Regions from separate parts of the Mus musculus genome. Here region 2 is linked to region 1. Evidence: chromatin loops called from intact Hi-C (ENCODE). Cell type or tissue: heart. All regions are shown on one strand. Links, peaks and the distances in the headings refer to the core of each region. The heading gives the core; the rest is flanking DNA.

What was found. Hi-C counts contacts between places; a loop is a spot of excess contacts. Peaks named below come from ENCODE experiments on the same cell type or tissue, not always from the same donor. Only the 100,000 strongest peaks of a DNase experiment are listed, where the experiment ranks them.
Region 2: it touches region 1 in a loop (7-fold over the local background); 11 of 42 quality-filtered maps call a loop at or near these places.

Annotation. Positions count from the first base shown.
Region 1 is chr6:51,610,602-51,615,000 of GRCm38, forward strand. No RefSeq gene overlaps it. Among named protein-coding and RNA genes, the nearest start is that of Snx10, 89 kb to the left of the region's middle. In heart, for the core only: a CTCF peak has its summit at 1,829 (motif pointing right); DNase peaks (open chromatin) are centred at 1,970 and 2,330; H3K4me3 peaks cover 1,265 bases; H3K27ac peaks cover 1,336 bases; H3K27me3 peaks cover 431 bases.
Region 2 is chr6:51,721,277-51,725,675 of GRCm38, forward strand. No RefSeq gene overlaps it. Among named protein-coding and RNA genes, the nearest start is that of Gm38811, 12 kb to the left of the region's middle. In heart, for the core only: a CTCF peak has its summit at 2,000 (motif pointing left); no DNase peak of the experiment used is centred there.

The DNA.
Region 1 (4,399 bases), core at 80-4,079:
CTCTTCTGAGTTGTGTGGAATGGGCAATACTACCTCGAATTAAAAGTCTAAAGTGATCCCTGGTTGGAGTGAGTTCTACCTTCAAGTTAACTATCAAAAGCATCATGTTACATAAAGACCAGCAAGAAAAGAAGGAAGTCAGAAAGTTGGCTCACACCATCATTAACTAGCATAATTTCCAGAAAGTTCTTTAGACTCTAGGGTCTCGGTTTCTCCACTGGATTTAATGTTCTCTGATTCACAGAAATGCCATTGTAGCATACAAGATTACCTGTAAGCAACGGTTTGTGTGTGTGTGTGTGTGTGTGTGTGTGTGTGTGTGGTGTCTTTAAAACAAGGGAACAAGAGAGACAAAACTGTGTGAGCATCAGCATCTGACTGTTCCAGTTACAGAGGTGGCTTACGTCTGCTCTCTGAAAGAGGTGGATTTGAGGTGGACCTGGAAGAATCTGAGGGCACAACAGAGAAGGTGAATATCCAACACAGTGCAGTGAACGTCATGGGAGGCCGGTGCAGCAATACCGGTACCACAGTGGTAGAAGAATAAGGTTGGGTTAGCTCAAGACCATGGAGGGTCTTGAAGTCTTGCTGGGGAATTCTTGTTTCTTTTCTTGGCAGAGAGAAATATTTGAGATTAATACCACTTAACTCCAAAATTAATAAAACATAGTATCTATTTTGTGTAGCTTTGCTTTTTAAAAATGAAAACAGTCACACAATTAGAAAAGAAACTGTAAAAAAAAAATCTTACTTTCTTTTCTTGCTCTCCCTCTCTCTCCTTCTTATTCTTTTGTTCTGTAGCATCTGTCTGTGTATGTATGTCTGTATGTCCGTATCATCTATCTATTTATCTATCTATCTATCTATCTATCTATCTATCTATCTATCTATCTATCTATCTATCTATCTATCTAAGATAGGGTTTCTCTTTATAACAGCCCTGGCTGTCCTGGAACTTGGTTTGTAAACCAGGCTGGCCTTGAACTCACAGAGATCTGTCTGCCTCTGCCTCCTGAGTTCTGGAATTAAAGTCTCGGTGGCTTCAACACCAGGCTGTAGTCCTTATTCTTATGTAGCTTTTGAACACAAAACTTGGTAAGTCTCCAAGGAGTCTCCTCTCCACAACAAAGGGCAGCTTTGTTACCGTTCTCTTCTGTAGTTACTAGGTCAAAGCAAAACACACACACGCACACACACACACACACACACACACCCAGCTGAGTAATGGAAATCTCTTCCACTTTCTTAGGACAAGAAGTTCCTGTTTCCCTGGCTCTTCCTACTGATGTCTCTTCAAATGGTGTTGGTTAGAACTGGTGACGCACTCTTTTCAAAACCAATCCTTGGACATGGCAAGGACTTGATCCCTGAAGGCAGAGATTGCTTGTGTTGATCTCTGGTTGCAGTGGGAGAGGGAGGGTAAAGTGGTAGGTAGGTCCTGTACTGCAGGAAGGGCTCCAGAAAGTAAACTTCCAGGGTGGTGGGAATATACAGCTTTCCTAGCTGGATTACCCTGGGTTTCTTTCCAGGCTTAGCTAAAGCTGCAGTTTCCAGGACAGCCATAGGTTGTGTGTGTGTCGAGGAAAGCAGGTGGCATTGCCTTGCACTTCACATAGAGAGAGCCTCGAAGGTGCGCTCAATTATTGTCATGGTGGCCTTCCATGGGAGTTGTCACAAGGTGTGACTTCTTGCTAAGGAGGGAGACCTCGGTTTTTCCGTACCAAAGGACAAAGGCGCCAGTAAATACTGTTTTTCCGTTTGCCTTAGTTTCCCATCTGGAGGATGGATTAGGGAGGTGGTCCTGCAGGTGCCTCCGTGTCCTCCGGGTGGCAGCAGGATCTGAAAGGCTGAGGAGCAGCATGTAGTTCCACGTTCCCAGCTGCATAGATGGGAACCCTCTTTAAGGCTGAGGTCGTGTGCCCTCCGGGGTGGTGACCTGGGCATAGGCAGGACCCGCGCCATCAGGGTTCAAGGTTAGGAACACTGCTCTCATGAGAGCGGAGCGTCAGGCACGGGAGACACGGCGGAGCCTGGGCAACGCCCTAGACGCCGTCCAGGCTCTGCCAGCCAGCGGGGAGGAGGCGCCTTGGGCCGCTCATTACCCCGGCGCGGTGGCGGCTCCGGGCCCGCAGCCCCGCGGCGGAGCGGGGGCAGGCGGTCGAGACGCGCGAGCCATTTGCATTCCCCGGCAGTCATTTTTATATGCGGAGGTAATGAAGTTGTCAGCGGCGCCCCGAGTGTGGCAGAGCCTGATATTCAAATCGCCTGCCGTGTCGCCTGCCATCCCCCGCCCCCGCCCCGGCCGTCCCTTGAGTCCCGGGGCTGCGCCGCCGCCGCCAGTGCTCGCATCTCTCTCTTCCCAGCCGCTTTGTCTCCGTTGTCACACCCCTCCCTCCCCTTTGTGTCTCTGATGAGACTCCTAGTCTCAGATCAGAGGCCGCCCCTAGGTCTAGTGACCCTGCGACCCCGGGGATGCACAACCAACCATCTTCACATTGAAGTCCTTTCTGCACCCCCCCCCCTCTCTCTCTCTCTCTCTGCTGGCATCCTTGATCACCTTCAGCTTCAGCTGCAAGGAGATGACCTAAAGCTGGCGTTTAGCTGTGGGGCCCAAAGGACTGTCCTCTTGTCTTTCTGAATACGTATTTATGAGCATGTTTATGATTACAAAACCCATATCGGACCTACCGGCCCAGGCCACCATGAAAACACTAGCAGTCTTGATAAGGAAAGGAAGAAGAAAGACAGGCACACTGTCTAGATGGGCAAAGGAAGACATGACCCCTTACCCACCTGGTATTCATTTCCCAGCTGCCCATCAGGCCATCTGGGACCTACAGTGTGGTCCAAATCCTGCAAAGATAAGGTGTGAGGGAAAGAGAGTGAACTTTCTCGGTCGTTGTTGTAAAGTACTGATTGGATGTTGAAAGGCTCATATTCTCGATATAGTGTGTGAAATAAAATAGAGTGTTATAGTCAAATATTGCTTTCTATTCTTTAGAGCTGTGTGGCTGAGAACAACATTTACAATTATGTCTGTGACTGATATTCTATTTCTGTTGGGCAGTGTTGGTATGGAGGTGCAAGACCCAAGGAACTTTCTAGCTCTGATTGTACCACCCACTCTTCCTCTGCAGATGGGTTGAAACTGGGCAGGGAAAAGGACAGTCATCAGAACTGGTTGTCGGGGTGGGGAACCTCCTGACAATACACAGCGGAGCCTGAGCCCGTAGCCCGTGGCTTAATGGGTATGCGTTCTTTCCTTTGTTTACAGTAGGCGTGCCCGCAGTCATGCCACGGTCTCATGGTGTGCTATGTTGGCTTCTAGGAGTGTTTTGTGCCGTTTAGGGGTTATTTGTCCCACGCTAAACTCACTGACATGTCATTTAGAAAAGTGAATACTGTGTATGTGCTGTGACTATTTCGTAAGTACTTTTGGTGTGTATTGTTCCTCATCACGCACAGGCAGCAGAGTAAGGGCTCCCGGAGTATGCATTGGCACCGCGCGCTGCAAATGATCTGGCCTGGGGGAGTCCCGGAGTGTGTGCTGGGTTCCACATGCGGCCGTGGCTCCTACTGGGCTCTTATGGTACGCCTCACCAATGATCCGTGCACTAAAGACTCCCGGAATACACATTGACACGATAGACTGGAGTTGTTTGGGTCTATCGTGGCAATGATCCGGAGATAATGGCCATATCTTGAGATTGGAGTGCTCGTGGTCCTAAAGCACAACCAGAAATGCCCCAGATAAGCCCTCCCGTGGCTCCCAGTACAGGGCGCCTGGGTCTTTGACCTCCTGTATCCAGGCACTGTCTGTTGATGTCGAGTCTTTTCTCCTACATATAAAATTTGAAACTCCGGGGCTGGAGAGATGGCTCAGAAGTTAAGAGCACTGACTGTTCTTCCAGAGGTCCAGAGTTCAATTCCTAGCATCCGCATGGTGGCTCACAATCATCTTTAATGGGATCCGATGCCCTCTTCTGGTGTGTCTGAAGAGATTGACAATGTACTCACATACATAAAATAAATAAATCTTTTTTTAAAAAATTGAAACTTAATATTTGCAGTGAGGTTCATGTACTAGAGTTTTGTCTGATTAACCACAGGCTGAAGAGCTATGGAAGGTTATATTTAAAGAGAAGAAATGGTTTGGGGAGAACACACTTGGGAAATAGATTTATGTTAGAGAGAGAATTAATACAAAATAAATAACCTCAATCTTGAGAAAACTTAATGGCTAACCCAAGATAGATAAAGCAAAAGTGAGTAAGAAGATGAAAGAGGCTAAAAATCATGAAGGCGACATATTCAGTAGTAACAAAATTCAACTATATAAAACAAGATAAAATCTTCCCTCCGCTCCTTCTTCTATACTTTGCAATGTCACAACCACTGA
Region 2 (4,399 bases), core at 182-4,181, 110 kb after region 1:
ATTAGTCTTTATAGTTTTTACTGTAGTAAAATATATAAAATGAAGTGTCTATTTTTTCCCATTTCAAGAGCACAATTCACTGATATTAAGTACATTCACATTGTTGGTGGCTGTAAGCACCTATATCCACTGATTGGTCTAGCCAGCCCACATATAAGGATTTTTATGCCCGTATTTGGGGTTATTAAAAGTATGGTACATACCAGGGTAATGTGAACTGACTTACACACTTTCCTATAAATGTAGATAATTCTCACAGTTTGAAAATTTCATACTCTGTCATTCATTTTCCTCTTAGACATTTCTGCTCCTGCTTCATGCCTCCTTGAAGTACCATAAAGCATATATTGAGTTTTAACACAGGGAAGTAAAGATTGCCCATGGGGTTCATTTGGAGACTTCCGAGGTTTTCTAAACCCTTCCCCCTCTAGCAAGTAGAATGTGGCTTTTCTTTTCTTTCACGTTATCTGAGAATTTGGCACATGCAGAGAATGTGTTCTAATCAAGGTCACCTCCCTTCCTCTCTCATTCTCTCTTAAACCTTTTGAAGTACCTGCAATGGCACATCTGCTTTAGGAAACCAGGCTTTAGAACTGTCACATTAAACACCTCACCCGCCCGGCTGACACAACCCAGGTGACTGTAGAAGGCTTGCGTACCGAGACCTTCAAAGATGCTCAGATGCCTACAGACAACAGCATTGCTGGGAACTTGGCCTTTAGTCCCCTTCTTTGGACTCTAAGGTTAGGCCATAAAAGCTAGGTTTGAATATGAGAACCTGACTTATAAGTATTTCCGAGGCAGGTGGGGTGACAGGTTATGGATGCTGGGTGGGGAGACAGCCATGGTGGTTATAAAGGCTTGTGTTAGTTGATTATATGGCTCACCCTGCACTACTGATTTCTAAAGGTCCCTAAGACACCAAATCTAGGGTCTCCTCATTATGGCGGCGCTAGGATTCTTTCATTTAATCAGGTCAAAGGCGACTCTCACTTGTGGGTCTGTCTCCTAAGTGATTTCCAAGCAGTAGCAGAACTCAATCTTTTTATTCGTGTCTTTCCCACACAGATGAACCCTTCTCATTGCCTCGGAAGAGTTGGGAAAACTCACAAACGATTCCCAATGGGCAGACTTCATTTACTCTTCGTTAAAAACCAAATATGTGCTCTGTGACATTTTCAGGAGGTGTGAAATAGGAGCCAGAACATAAAAAGAAAAGAAAAGATTGAAGGAACATAAAGATTTCAAAGTGTGGCAATCATTCACCTACTTTAGAAATTTATGAATTGATTGGCACCACCCTGGTACACGGCCCACTTTTAACCATCCCTGAGACCAGGGCATTCTTCATGCCCTCACCAAGCGCTCACCAGGCATCTCCTGAGCCCAGGAGACGAGGCCGGGACCAAGTGTCAACGGAAAGGAAGAATCGAGTCAGTACACAGGGAGGCATATCAACCTGAGCTGAATCAGGACAAGGGTAGCTTGCCATACACCGCGCACTGTATCAGAGATTTTGGTAAGCAGGTATTGGCTAACAAAACAGAAGTCTAACCATAAGAGAGTACAGATATGTAAGGCACACAACAACCTTTAAGGGTGAAACTCAATCTTGCTGACAAGGACATGATCATGGCTCACAGAATGCTGGCAAGATGGTATAATGTTGTGCCAGTAGAAAATTGTGACACATGAAAGCAGCCAGACCACTTCCCAAGGGGTGCTAGGGATGGCTATCAATAGGAAGAGAGCCACACAGAAAGGTCCATCGCCAGGTCCATCTGCTGTTTCAGCAGGTTTCTTAGCTGGTTTCCCCAGAGTTCAGCTGCTACAGCATCCAGCGTCTAGACCTGGCACTCCTCTGCATCAGCAGTTTCACAGTCGAGTGAGACATCTTCCCATTGATAGGCATGCCCAGCACATCTGTACAGCTTCCAGATTAGCCTGGCACCTTACAGGCTGAGGAAACGTCCACCTGAGAAAGAGTTCCCTCTACTGGCTGATGGGAGCTGGAGTCTATCGGCTCAGGGAGCCTGAAGAGGAAAATGCTTTCAGGAATGAGAAGAGAAGCTATGGGAGATGAGAAAACCATAAATAGGTTTTAGCTTTTATCTGCTAATGACTCTGGGAGCCCTCTCTTTGCTCAGTCACTTTTTACTGAGCTATCCTTCATGAAATGAAACACATACATATACTCACATACACACACAAATGTACACACACATACACACTCACATATACACACATACACATACACACACACATACATACACACACACACACACGCATGCACACACACACACGCATGCACACACACACACACACACACACACACACACACACACAAATGTGTATGTGTCTGAGAAACCACTACCACCATAAAAATACAGAACATTTTATCACCCCCAAAGTCCCCTTGACTTTCTTTGCAGTCAGTCCCTACCATTGTTTTCCTATGGTGTCTACACAACCATGGATCCTCATTCCTTAAATATGGACAAGAATTACACGTTATATTTGCAAATAAATGAATACACACAATATATGATCATGTCTAGATAGTGTTTTCTGAAGTTCATGTGCGTTGTATATGTATTAACTTTATTTTATCTCGGGACTCTGTTCTATTGAATGAATCTTAATTTTTTTTGTTCATTTGTCAATGATGGAGATTTAGATTATTTCCAGTTTGGGACTATTTTGACAAAAAAATTAGTTTAAGTCTTTCTTAGAGGGATACATTTTCACTTATGCAGGATAGATTCCTGGTTAATATTGTAAGTATATCTCTAATTGAGTGAGGCATTTCAAGATTTTCCATTTGAGTTGTATAGGGCTCTATTTCCTCCGTGTCCTGTCAATGCTTGACACTGTCATTTATAATTTTAGACAGAAGTTCTTAAAGCCTTAAAATTAGGCTTTAACTAAAAAAAAATCATGCTTAAAACCCGTAACATAAAATATACCACCCAACCCTTTGAAAATCATGTAAAATACAATCACACTGTTGTGTAACACACTGTTAGAATATCTACTGAAACTGTCCATTGAGAACTGCAGCCTCCCTTGTCCATGAGCCCTTTAGAGATTATACTTGGGGGGGGGGCTGGCTGGAGAGATGGTTCTGCTCTTTCAGAAGTCCTGAGTTCAATTCCCAGCAACCACATGGTGGCTCACAACCATCTGTCATGGGATCTGATGCCCTCTTCTGGTGTGTCTGAAGACAGCTACAGTGTACTTATATACATTAAATAAATAAATAAATAAATCTTAAAAAAGAAATTATACTTTTCATCTCAAGATATAGATGTGCACATAGTTACAGGAAATAGAATAGGCCCACTCCTGGATGTGTTCTCTATCCTCCCTGATACCCAGGACCAATGTCTTGTTAACCTGCCGCGGATCGCAACTGCCTGGTACCTTCATGAAATACCTCTCAAAATTCAGTAAAACTCTGCTGAAACTACCACAGTATGACTGCATCCTGAGCCCAGTTCCCAAAGAGATGCCAGAAACTGTCTGAGCCCTAATACTGACCAGTGATCAGAGAACTCCATCTCAAGGCCCAGAGAACTGTTGGGCTGATGATTTGAGCTCCAGACTGAAAATCCCACATCCAGAGCTTTGATGTCAAAGTTAGACCCATAGTGAGGGGCGAGGGGATGCCAATGTCAAGAATAGTTACTTAGGCCTCTGCCATGAGACTTTCCTAAATGAGTATCATTGTTCTGAGCTTCAGGGCAAATGGAGCAGCTTCTCCCAGCTCCTAGCCTCATTTAGGATAACCTAAACATTGTTGCTAGACCCCCAGAGGAGTGATGTAATGAACTGAGTTCTCACCTTACTGAAGCTCAGATCTGGTGCTGGGTTTGAGAGCACAGTATCAATGTGAAGATGCGGGTGTGGGAGTGGGGGATGGGGGGTGGGATGTGGGGGAGGGTTGAAGGGAGTGCAACATCAGAGAGGAAGACCAGGTTGTCGTTGGAATGTTTGTGTAGGCCCATGGGCTGTGGAGCCGATGGTTAAGAGAGAAGCCAAACCTTTGAGATGAAGGTTGTCAGGGGGAGAAGTGAAGACAAGATAGACCAAGAACAAATTATCAATCAATCAATCAATCAAACAAAACCCCAAAAGAACACATGAAAAATGTCTAGATGAAAATTGAATGGCATGACTCTCGTGCTGCCTCCGTTAGCATCTCTGTGGGGATTTGAGTAAAGTTGCTCCTCATTGACTTACACATTTCAGGGCTTGGTCACCAGGGAGTGGCACTATTTGGAAGGGTTAGTTGAATTAGGAGGCCTGGCCTTGTTGGAGGAAGTGTGTCAGTGGGGGTGGGCTTTGAGGTTTCAAAAGTCCATTCCAAGCCCACAGTCTCTCTCTCTCTGCCTTCTCT